Regions from separate parts of the Homo sapiens genome. Here region 2 is linked to region 1. A link is an interaction called in ENCODE POLR2A ChIA-PET data of the cell type or tissue named here. Cell type or tissue: GM12878. All regions are shown on one strand. Each heading gives the region's core, and the rest is flanking DNA. Links, peaks and the distances in the headings are about the cores only. Region 1 overlaps SUGT1 (SGT1 assembly cochaperone of MIS12 kinetochore complex). Region 2 has its middle 18 kb from the start of HNRNPA1L2.

What was found. ChIA-PET counts read pairs that join two places held together with the same protein. Peaks named below come from ENCODE experiments on the same cell type or tissue, not always from the same donor. Only the 100,000 strongest peaks of a DNase experiment are listed, where the experiment ranks them.
Region 2: POLR2A ChIA-PET joins it to region 1 with 5 read pairs; 4 of 35 experiments call an interaction of 5 or more read pairs at or near these places.

Annotation. Positions count from the first base shown.
Region 1 is chr13:52,695,845-52,701,229 of GRCh38, reverse strand. SUGT1 (SGT1 assembly cochaperone of MIS12 kinetochore complex) reads right to left here. Exons shown (of 13, transcript NM_006704.5): 13 at 321-5,385. Among named protein-coding and RNA genes, the nearest start is that of CNMD, 41 kb to the left of the region's middle. In GM12878, for the core only: no CTCF peak of the experiment used is centred there; no DNase peak of the experiment used is centred there.
Region 2 is chr13:52,621,373-52,626,757 of GRCh38, reverse strand. It overlaps a transcript of HNRNPA1L2 not described here. Among named protein-coding and RNA genes, the nearest start is that of HNRNPA1L2, 18 kb to the left of the region's middle. In GM12878, for the core only: no CTCF peak of the experiment used is centred there; a DNase peak (open chromatin) is centred at 2,677.

The sequences.
Region 1 (5,385 bases), core at 134-5,133:
ATCTTGACTGAAATGTTAGTATGTGTGTATAGACTTATGTGTATTATTGGTACTTCATTAGATACTCATTTAATTCTCAGTAGTGGTACAAACCAATCCTGATGGAACATCTCAAGTTAGATTTCAAGGTCCTAGTTTGACTCGGAATGGAAGGAAATATGTGACAGCTGCCATTTAGTCAGCACATGGAAAATGTTTTCATTTTCTGGCTGCAAAAACTTGTGTGTTTTTACACCTCCCCTTCCACCAGCACCTCAAATAACTGTGACACTAAAAAAGTAGATATAATACTAAGAATAACCACTTAACCCACTCAACAGTTTCTTACATCAGATTTTATTATACTGAAATACAAGCTACATTTTTACAAAATAGAAATTCTTTGTGAGTGGATTGACTTAATTTTATTTCTGTATAAGCTAAATATGTTGATCTGTTTTATGAACATGTATTTTATAAAAATGGTCACAATATATTTTTTAAGTTAACTGATTTATTGAGGGAGGAGGAGAGAGTTGACCAAAGTCTACATGCATAGACAGTCCTAAAAGCGTATCTCAAACATGAAGATGTAAATTTGAGAGTTAATGATACAAATTTCAGCAAAAACATTTTACAGGCAGAGAGTGTTTTGGTGTTTATAAAAGCTGAACTCCTTTTGAAGGGCTTTTGTACAAATACACATGCTCATATACTATATGCATATATAGGTGTACTTCATTTTGAGAAAGTCCAGTATAATACTAGCATCAAATTTACAAAACAGGTTTAGTGTTGACTGACTGAAGAACTCACTACAGGTTTTACTTCAACTGCTTACATTCAAAAGTATTCAATTTACAAATTTTAGGTACTTACTGTGTAAGGTAAGTACATCTATACATAAATACTTTTATGCAGGTATAATATAAACATAGCAAATAGCTGAGGCTATTTTCTAAGGTGTTTGGCTTAGTGAACCTTTTTTACATCTTTATAGTTTTAAAGTCAAATACATAGCAGTCTTTATTTGGGTGTATGTTATCACAGAGGAATAAAAATCAGTAATGGGACTGGGAACAGTATACCCACTAAGTTAAATTAAGTCATTGGTTAAAACACCAAATTATTCAAAACCATTTAAGAGATATGCCCCACTAAATTCCCTCTGAATTTAGTCATTTACAGATGTTGTGTTTCGTATTCCTGTTCTCACCTTTGTGCCTGCTCCTTTGCAAACATTCTTTTCACACCAAATTCTTAGAACTGAATCAGAACTGCAGAAAATCCAACACCTTTTCTCTCCTCTGCACATGGCTACAAAAATTCTAATAGTAACAAGATAGTGTGAAAGACATACCTCTATATACTTTTTACTAGCATTGCATTTGCAAACTTACTTGAAATTACTTTTTTAAAAAAACAGGATTTCTATGGCGTCCTGTCCTTCAGGGTTCCTTCTAAGGTATGAATTGCTAAGAATTTTCTTTTCAGCTGCCTATATTTCATCAGCCTTGATAATTAATCATCTTTTATACTAAATTTGCCATATACTGACAAAGTCAAAGACCTGTAATAAACTAGACAAGCAAAAACTTTCTCTTAGCGGGACTAATGCTGTTAAAGGCAAATGGTTTCCTTTCCATTAAAACCATATTCCTGCCTGTTAAGTTACTGAGGTAACTCCAAAAAATTAAGCAGTAAAAAAGATCTCCATGGGATGTGCCCTAACACAAATTCTACTCGGCCTACTCAACCAGCACCGTAATTTTTAACATTCACTTAGCACCTATGGGTAATTAAACAGGCATCATCGGAGAATATTCCAGTTGCTAAATGGTACCCCATTATTAATTAGTACTATGCCATGGCTCTCTCTGAGTATTTCTCTGCTCAGTTCTAGTAATATCTTAGCAGTGATAAAAGTGTTTTGCCCAAATAGTTATTCTCATTTTGTTTCACTTTGATTGAAACAAACATTTGATTTTCTTTCATCATGTGCTGTCATACGGTGATATGGATTCAATAACTTAATCATAATGACCCCCCAAGATTAAGAAGAAAAAAAGCATCATTCAGCATCTCTCCTCTACCTTTTAATTTCTGTGTTAAGAGGGAAACAAAACCTTCAAAGGAGCAAGCCAAGTAGCTTTTCCTCTTCTCTAAACTTTACTGGAAATAAGGCATTAGAGGTGATTAGTGCTAATCTCACTTCTGTTCTCTCCTTTACTCCTTGACATCACTGTGTTCTACATGCAGTCCTCCAGGTCACCTGCTTCAAAACCATCAGTTCATTCAAAACAAAGATTTACTGGACCCTCTCTCAAAGGTACTGATTCAAAATCTCAGGAGGAAAGTAATGAAGGTCTACATTTTTAAAAATAAGCTTCCCAAGTGAAGGTTACTCACCAATAAGCTTAAGAACCACTACCCTATATATCATACAAAATAGCTGCCCAATGTTATAATTTTAGTTGTCCGATATCAGAATGTCAGCAGAGGATTAGGGCAAATCAGCTAAGCATGGTGGCTCACGCCTGTAATCCCAGCACTTTGGGAAGCCAAGGCAAGAGGATTACTTGAGGCCAGGAGTTAAGAGAGCAGCCCGGGCAACACAGCAAGACCCTGTCTCTACAAAAAAAATTTAAAAATTAGCTTAGTGCACTAGTAGTGCAGTCCCAGCTACCTGAGAGGCTGAGGCAGGAGGATCACTTGACTCCAGGAGTTGGAGGTTACAGTGAGCTATTGTGTGCCTGGACAGCAGAGCAAAACCCTGTCTCTTAAAAAAAAAAAAAAAAAAAAGATTAGGATAAATAAGTTTTAAGAGAGAGTCTATCACCAACGATCTGAGTGAGTTACATTAAAAACCTGTATGAAGAAAAAAGTATATGAGATGACAGCACTCTGGAAAAAGTGCATCTGTAAAACCAAACGTTTGGACTACATAGTATTTAAGATCCATTCCAGCTCCAAAATCCTGACTTCGTTTTTGTCTCCTCATACTGACAGTGGATGAAATGCAAATACATGTTTGCATTCCAGGGAATAAGAGGTTCCAAAGCTACCTCTAGTCTTGTCAGATGGCCCATAAAAACATGCTCTGTTGATCTGATTTTAACAACTCTAAAATAAAATCCTATGCTACACATATTCCTAAGTCCCTGTTCACAACCGGTCATTCTCCAATCTTGCCTTGGTACTTATTCTGCTGTAACTGTACTTATATTCCAGAACAAGAAATAGCTTTGCTAAACAAAGATTAGACTAACATATGCTATTACCTATAGTTTAATGTGTTAAGGAATAAACGGCAGACATAAGTTGAGTATTCAGGCTGAGGGCTTCTTTCCACCACCACAAGCTAAGCTCCATGAAGGCAGGGAATTTTGTTTACCTAGTACCTAGCACCTAGCTCAGTGTCTGATGCGTATTTGGCAATCAATGAATATTTGCTAAGTGCATAAATGAATGAGTGGATGTCATGAACCAAGTTCTTTTTCAGATACCTATATTATTCTACTACATACCTTAAAGTAAAGGCTCACTCAAAGAAAAAGTGTATGGCTTTTGACTGCAAAGACTTGAAGGGCCTCAACGGTGTTGATACTGTTTAAAAATAAAGTATACAACCCTCATCAAAGAGGGTTTTCTAGTACTCAGTATCTCAAAATTTCTTCAGGGATTCCAGAAAAAAAATGGACACGTGAGCAATTCAAACTTTTGTCTCCAAGAAGATTGGTATGCTTATAAATTGACTCACTCTTTGTTTCCATATTGCTACATATGCTCAAACCTAATTCCACTCCTGGCTTTTAAGATCTGGCCTCTCCTGTACTCTCCCCAAGACATTTGGGCTCATAATTTTGTATGAATGGAGGGCTAACCTAGTTAGAAAGTAAACTTCAGTCCGTTCAATTAAAACACAAAACAAAACAAAACAAAAAACAGCCGGGCACAGTGGCTTACGCCTATAATCCCAACACTTTGGGAGGCCAAGGTGGGAGGACTGCTTGAACCCAGGAGTTTGAGAGACCAACCTGGGCAATGCAGGGAGACCCCATCTCTACACAAAATTTAAAAATTAGCTGGGAGTGGTGGCACACACCTGTAGTCCCAGCTACTCAGGAGGCTGAGGAAGGAGGATTGCTTGAGCCCAGAAGACGGAGGCTGCAGTGAGCTGCGACCATGCCATTACATTCCAGCCTGGGCAAGAGCAAGACCTTATCTAAAAAAATAAAAAATAAAAATAAATAAATAAAATAAATAAAATAAATCAGGACACCCCTCCAAAAAATGGTATCTCAAAATTAAATAGCAAAAAAAAAAAAAAAAAAAAGTACTTGGATATCACACTGGTTTTGATTAGTTATATAACTGTTACTACCTCTAACAATGTAGTTAAAATTAGCTCTCGTGGCTGTGGGTTAAAAACCTACTTAAAAATTAAAATCCTGTCAGAAACGGTGGTGCACGCCTAGTCTCAGCTACTCAGGAGGCTGAAGTGAGAAGATCACTCGAGCCCTGGACTTTGAGGCTGTAACACACAATTATCACGCCTGTGAACAGCCACTGCACTCCAGCCTGAGCACCACAGCAAGACCTCATCTTTTTGAAAACAAATTACTATTCTATTTACATTGACAAATAAATGATCAACTTTAAGGGCTTGACATTTTTAAAAAACCCCAATTTTAAACACTATGGTTTGGGATGAGTAACTTCCAATATTTGAGTACATACTATGTGAAAGGCACTACGCTATGTATCAAAGATCCAAAGCTTAAGTAAATAACACTAACTGACCAAGACACACAAGGTAAAACAGACACAGCCGCAACTAACCCTATAACATGTGACACCATGAAGGTGTCATAAATAGAGGCATAAACAAGGCACTCCCACATCACAACTAGAGTGGCAATGCATTTCAGTAGAGGGCATGGAGAGGGGAGTTCCACAAGAGTACTGACATTTTAATTGAGATCTCATAGAATGAATGGAAGAAAATAAGGGCATTCTGTGCAGTGATAAGACCATGAGCAAATCCATCCAATTCTGGGAGCCTGTTCTCTATGTACCAGGTGCTACACATACAAAGATGGAAGCTAGACCGCGCCCTCAAGAAACTCAGTCACACGGGGGAAGAAATGAACCAACTGTAATGTACTGGTCTGACAAACAAGGAATAGATTAGCACTCTCAAGCATGCTCATGACATGTTGTGGTTTTGGTATGACTCCATCAAAGGATCCAGTGATGTCTCAACCATAAGCAAATAACCCAATCCAATGCCACAAAAGTCAGTAACAGAGTTGCAAAAGATTAGACTGCTTTCCTGGAGGTAGCATACAAACTCAGTTTTGACACATCAGTAGGAAACTGGAGATGCCCAGGAGGGGCAGAAAA
Region 2 (5,385 bases), core at 299-5,298, 75 kb after region 1:
AAATCCTCCAGCTAAGATTTGTACACTTTAATGTATGTAAATTTTACCTGAAAAAAAAAAGCCATCAATCATTATCAAGTAGGAGATGAAAACTGGGTGAAGGTATATATAATACAAGAATAGTAAAATGTTGATCATTGTTGAAGCTGGGTGACAGTATAAAGGGGTTCACTGTACCATTTTGCGTACTTTGCGTATATTTTAAATTTTTCATAAGAAAAAGCTTTTAAAAGCTTCCTAAATAAATTAGAGCAAGTTAATATAAAAACATCCTATTATGAAAAGAAAGTAAACTGTATACAACATTGTTTCCTTTTTTTTTTTTTTTTTTAAGAGATGGGATCTCAGTATGTCGTGAAGTCTGGCCTCGAAGTCCTGGGTTCAAGCAATCCTCCCACATCATCTTCCTGAGTAGCTTGGACTACAGGCATCTGTCACCATACCTGGCTATTTGCGACATTTTTAAACTCACTGAGAACTGCCATCTCAATAAGTGGGACCCAAATTAATATTTTATTATGCCTGGCTTTCTGTATTATGATCTATTACCTAATATTCAAATTAAAGCTCCCAAATTCCTAAAGTTCTTGGAGAAAGATTTTAAGGACTTAATTGAGATATATATGGAAGATCTAAAATCTGATAGGAATGGAAGAAAAATAGAAGAATGAAAAAAGGGGTTCAGCATGGTGGCTCATGCCTGTAATTCCAGCACTCTGGGAGGCCAAGGAGGGAGGATCGCTTGAGCTCAAGAGTTCAAGACCAGCCTGGGCAAGATGGCAAAACCCCATCTCCACAAAAAGAAAAAAAAAAATTAGCCAGGAGTGGTGGCACATGCCTACAGTCCCAGCTACTTGAGAGGTTGAGTGGAAGGATCACTTGAGCCTGGGAGGTTGAGGCTGCAGTGAGTGATGATTGTTCCACCACACTCCAGAATGGGCCACAGAGCAACACCCTGTCTCAAAAAAAGAAAAAGAAAAAAGGAAATATAATAGTTAAAATGAAATGTACTTTCAGAACTGTTATCTGTGAATAAAGCTTTAACCGTATTCCACATCATTGTTATTTCTTTCATAAACCACTTGTAAACTTCATTTTCAAATTTTAATATATGTATTTGATCAGAGTAGGCACAGAACATAGGTGAATATTCATTTTTCAGAATCATGCATTTCATAACAATAATTTCCTTCATAGTTATAGTCTCTGGCTTTATAATTTATAAAGTTCTAATTAATAAAAATTGTAGGGAGCCTGTGTCATTGAACAAGATAATTTTTACATACAAGGATCTTTCTTCATAGATTTTAACAATGTAATGAGAACTTGTTAAAGTATCTTTCAGGGCTTCGTGGTGGCTCATGGCAGTAATCCCAGCACTTTAGGAGGCCGAGGCAGGTGGATCACCTGAGGTCAGGAGTTCGAGGCCAGCCTGGTCAACATGGTGAAACCCCATCTCTACTAAAACCAAAAAAATTAGCCAGGCATTGTGGAGTGCACCTGTAATCCCAGCTACTCAGGAGGCTGAGGAAGGAGAATCGCTTCAACCTAGAAGGCGGAGGTTGCAGTAAGCCGAGATCACACCACTGCACTCCAGCCTGGGCAAAAAACAGCAAGACTCCATCTCAAAAAAAAAAAAAGTATCTTTTAACAATCTATTCAATCCTGTAATTAAAACTATTTCATGAATACATACTTTTCCCCTTCATAACTTTTTTTTTTATTTTGAGATAGGGTCTCACTCTGTTGCCCATGCTGGAGTGCACTGGCACAATCTCGGCTCACTGCATTGTCCACCTCCCGGGTTCAAGGGATTCTCCCACCTCAGCCTCCCGAGTAACTGCGATTACAGTCCCATGCCACCACACCCGGCTAATTTTTGTATTTTTGTGATAGACACAGGGTTTCACCATGTCGATCAGGTAGGTCTCAGCTCCTAACCTCAAGTGATCTGCCCACCTTGGCCTCCCAAAGTGCTGGGATTACAGGCATGAGCCACTGCTCCAGGCCCCTCGAGAATACTTTTAAATCATCTCTAGATTACTTGTAATACCTAATATAACAAATGCTACATAAGTAGTTGTTATACTGTATTTTTTAATTGGTATTTTTTTCTGTGTTTCTTAAAAAACGTTATCAGAAGTTATCTGTGGATGCAGAACCTACGCATACAGAGGGCCAAATGTATATTACTCCATTCCTATCAATGACATTATCCTTGTTAAGACGGTGTCTCAGAAGTGGTTGTGGTAAAAACAAATATCCTAGGAAAATCAATGTGGAAGAGGGTAAACATGGTAATGTCCAATCTTATTACAAGGCTAGGTCATTAAAAAGAAAATACAACTGGCCAGGCACGGTGGCGTGCCTGTAATCCCAGCACTTGGGGAGGCCGAGGAGGGTGGATCACAAAGTCAGGAGTTCAAGACCAGCCTGGCCAACATGGTGAAACCCCATCTCTACTAAAAATACAAAAATTTGCCAGGCATGGTGGCAGGCACCTGTAATCCCAGCTACTCGGGAGGCTGAGGCAGAGAACTGCTTGAACCCAGGAGGTGGAGATAGCAGTGAGCCAAGACCGCGCCACTGCACTCCAGCCTGGGTGACAGAGCGAGACTCCATCTCAAAAACAAAACAAAACAAAACAAAATACAACTTCCTCTTGGCTCACTTTCTCTTGAGACACCCACCCTGGAACCCAGCCACCATGCGGTGAGAAAGCCCAGGCCACAAAGAAAGCCACATGTAGGTGTTTCTGCTAACACCCTCAGCTAAGGTCTCAGCTGACAGCTGGCATCAACTGCCAGACCTATGAGTGGGCAAACTTCAGATGATTCCAGCCTCAGATTTCTAAGTCTTCCAACTGAGGACCCAGACATCATAGAGCACAGACTGGCCTTCCCCGCTGTGTTCCAGCCAAACTGCTAACCCACAGAATCTGTGAGCATAATGAGTGAATGTTTTATGCCACTAAGTTTGGGAGGTAGTGTAACTATGGTAACCATATCAATGGGGATTTAATATATAATACAAAGAAAGAAAAGCAGGCTATGCATGAAGCTATGATGACAGTGCCTCATGAAGCAAAGATCATGACTCATCTAATCCCATGCATCCTGGAAGTCCTTGAAAAGCGGGGAGGGGAGGCAAAAATCATTAAAAGACACCTTTTAAAAACTCAAAACAGATGCACCTTGTTCACCAGTCTTTTGATGTAGGACCAAAGCCTCTTTTTTAAACACAGGACCACTGATAAAAGGTTCTAAGGCATATATTTTACATACATCACACCCATCCTGCAATATTTTCAATTTTGGTTTAAGTGGAAAAGTGGAGCAAGAATGTGAGATAGCTTACAAAGCAATCTAAGGGTATGATGCTCCTGCGTATGTATATTTGTCTCACTCATGCCTAATTGGAAAGAAATTGTTTACGTGACCTTTACTGACTCTTTCCAAAGCATTCAACTCACTTTACCATTTCTGTAATAGTTAATTAAATTAAAATAAAGGGCATGAGGGGTCATAAACAGGTCTGGTAGCCTTAAAAATGCCATTCTTGATATGTATTTATATGTTTGTGTTATTTACTTCCACATACTTATATGTAACTGTTTTGTTTCTAAAGAGTAGGACGAGGAGGAAGTACCTATTATGGGTACTGATTGTCTGAATTAGCTTACTCTACCACCCAATTATACTTTCCAGAGGTATTTTTGATACCATGTAGAAACCAAGAAGTTCCATTAAAATGTTAAATCATTCTGGAAAACAGAAGCCTATATTATCTGTTTGTTCTGATAAGGGAAGTCAGTGATGGGTATCCTAAAGCCACACACCTTACTACTTGAATTAATGACATCCCTGAAATACATCATTATGTATCATTAAAAAAAAAAACTGCCATTTAACCTACAACACAATGCCAAGATATTACTGATTGCACTTAGAATTAAATACTCTTTTGACAAGCACAAGTAATTACAATGCTCTGAGGAAGCCAGGAAAGCTGAAAGCACGGATAGTTATTGGTCACAGGAAGTCATACAGAGCAGTTGTAATCAACGTGCTAAACTTTATTCCAGAAAAAATTTTTTAAATGGAAAATTTCAAATAAGTGAGTCCTTTACAGACATGAAGCTACCTTCAAATCAAGATGTAAATGATATTGTTAATTAACAGCTTAAAGAGGCAGTTAAGTAGCAGTTAATAACACCAATAAGTATGTAAGAGTGTAGAATTCTCAATGAGATCACTTCTCTCTTCCTTTCACTGGATTGTGTACAGATATCCTCTTGTTATTTAAATATAATACAATTACAGCATTTCTCAAGTAATTATTAGACTCCCTGTGTTTATTAGCTGATATTTTTTTCTTCATTAATTCAATATCTCCCAAGTACTTGTACTAAAAACATTTTTTGCAAAAAGAAAAAGCTTACTGGAATTTTAAAAATTACTTTCAAACAACATTCAAATTACAATTAAATTTACCTCTTCTTTGGAGCATGTCCTAAAGCTCTTTGAGGCCCGCCAGTTGTAGCTTTTAAGTGAACTTCTGTTGGGTGGCTTTGTTGTTTGTACATTTACTGTGCTCAATTCAACTTTCGTGCCCTTAATAATGTCTAACAAGTCTTTTTCTCTGTTTTCCTTTACACTGTCTTGGTTGTCTGAAGTCTCCTTGGAAGTCTCAACAGTTCACACTGCTCAACTTTCTTGCTACAGATAGCGCCGTTAGTGCCAAAATATCTTTGGATATTATTTTTTGTCCTGGAAAGATGCATTAAAGAAAAAAAATGAAAAATACAATGCAGGCTAATAAAGCAAAAAACCGTGTATCTAAATTTTTTTTCAATTCAAGCCCTTTCCATTTGCTTTTTATAATTATTAACAACCATAGCAGCAGCAACTTACCATTTATTAGCACATACTATATGCCTCAACCTCGTGCAATATGTTTTATGCACATTTCTCATACCCACATTAACTCCCTAAGGTCTCCATTTTGCAGATAAGGAAACTGAAAATCAGAGAAGTAACTTACCTAAGGTCATGCACCTCACAGCCCATTAAGGCCTAAGACACACTGGGGTGCCACAAATAAGTAGAGGTATGCTGAGATATTGATCACCTGCTCCTTGGGGTGGCCAGGGGAGGCCTGGGGGTGCTGGTGCTCCCAAATCTGTTCCTTCCCACCATTTACCCCAGAGTTCGGTAGAAAAACTCTGACATGGTTAATAAATGACAATTTATTATTCTCAAACCCAGATCTGACTGACTGCAAGTCCTTGATCTTAACATAACACCTCTTTAAAAAGTTATAATTAAATAATACAAAAATAAATTTCTATCAAAAAGATTACTTTAAAAAAAACTGAGTGGGTCT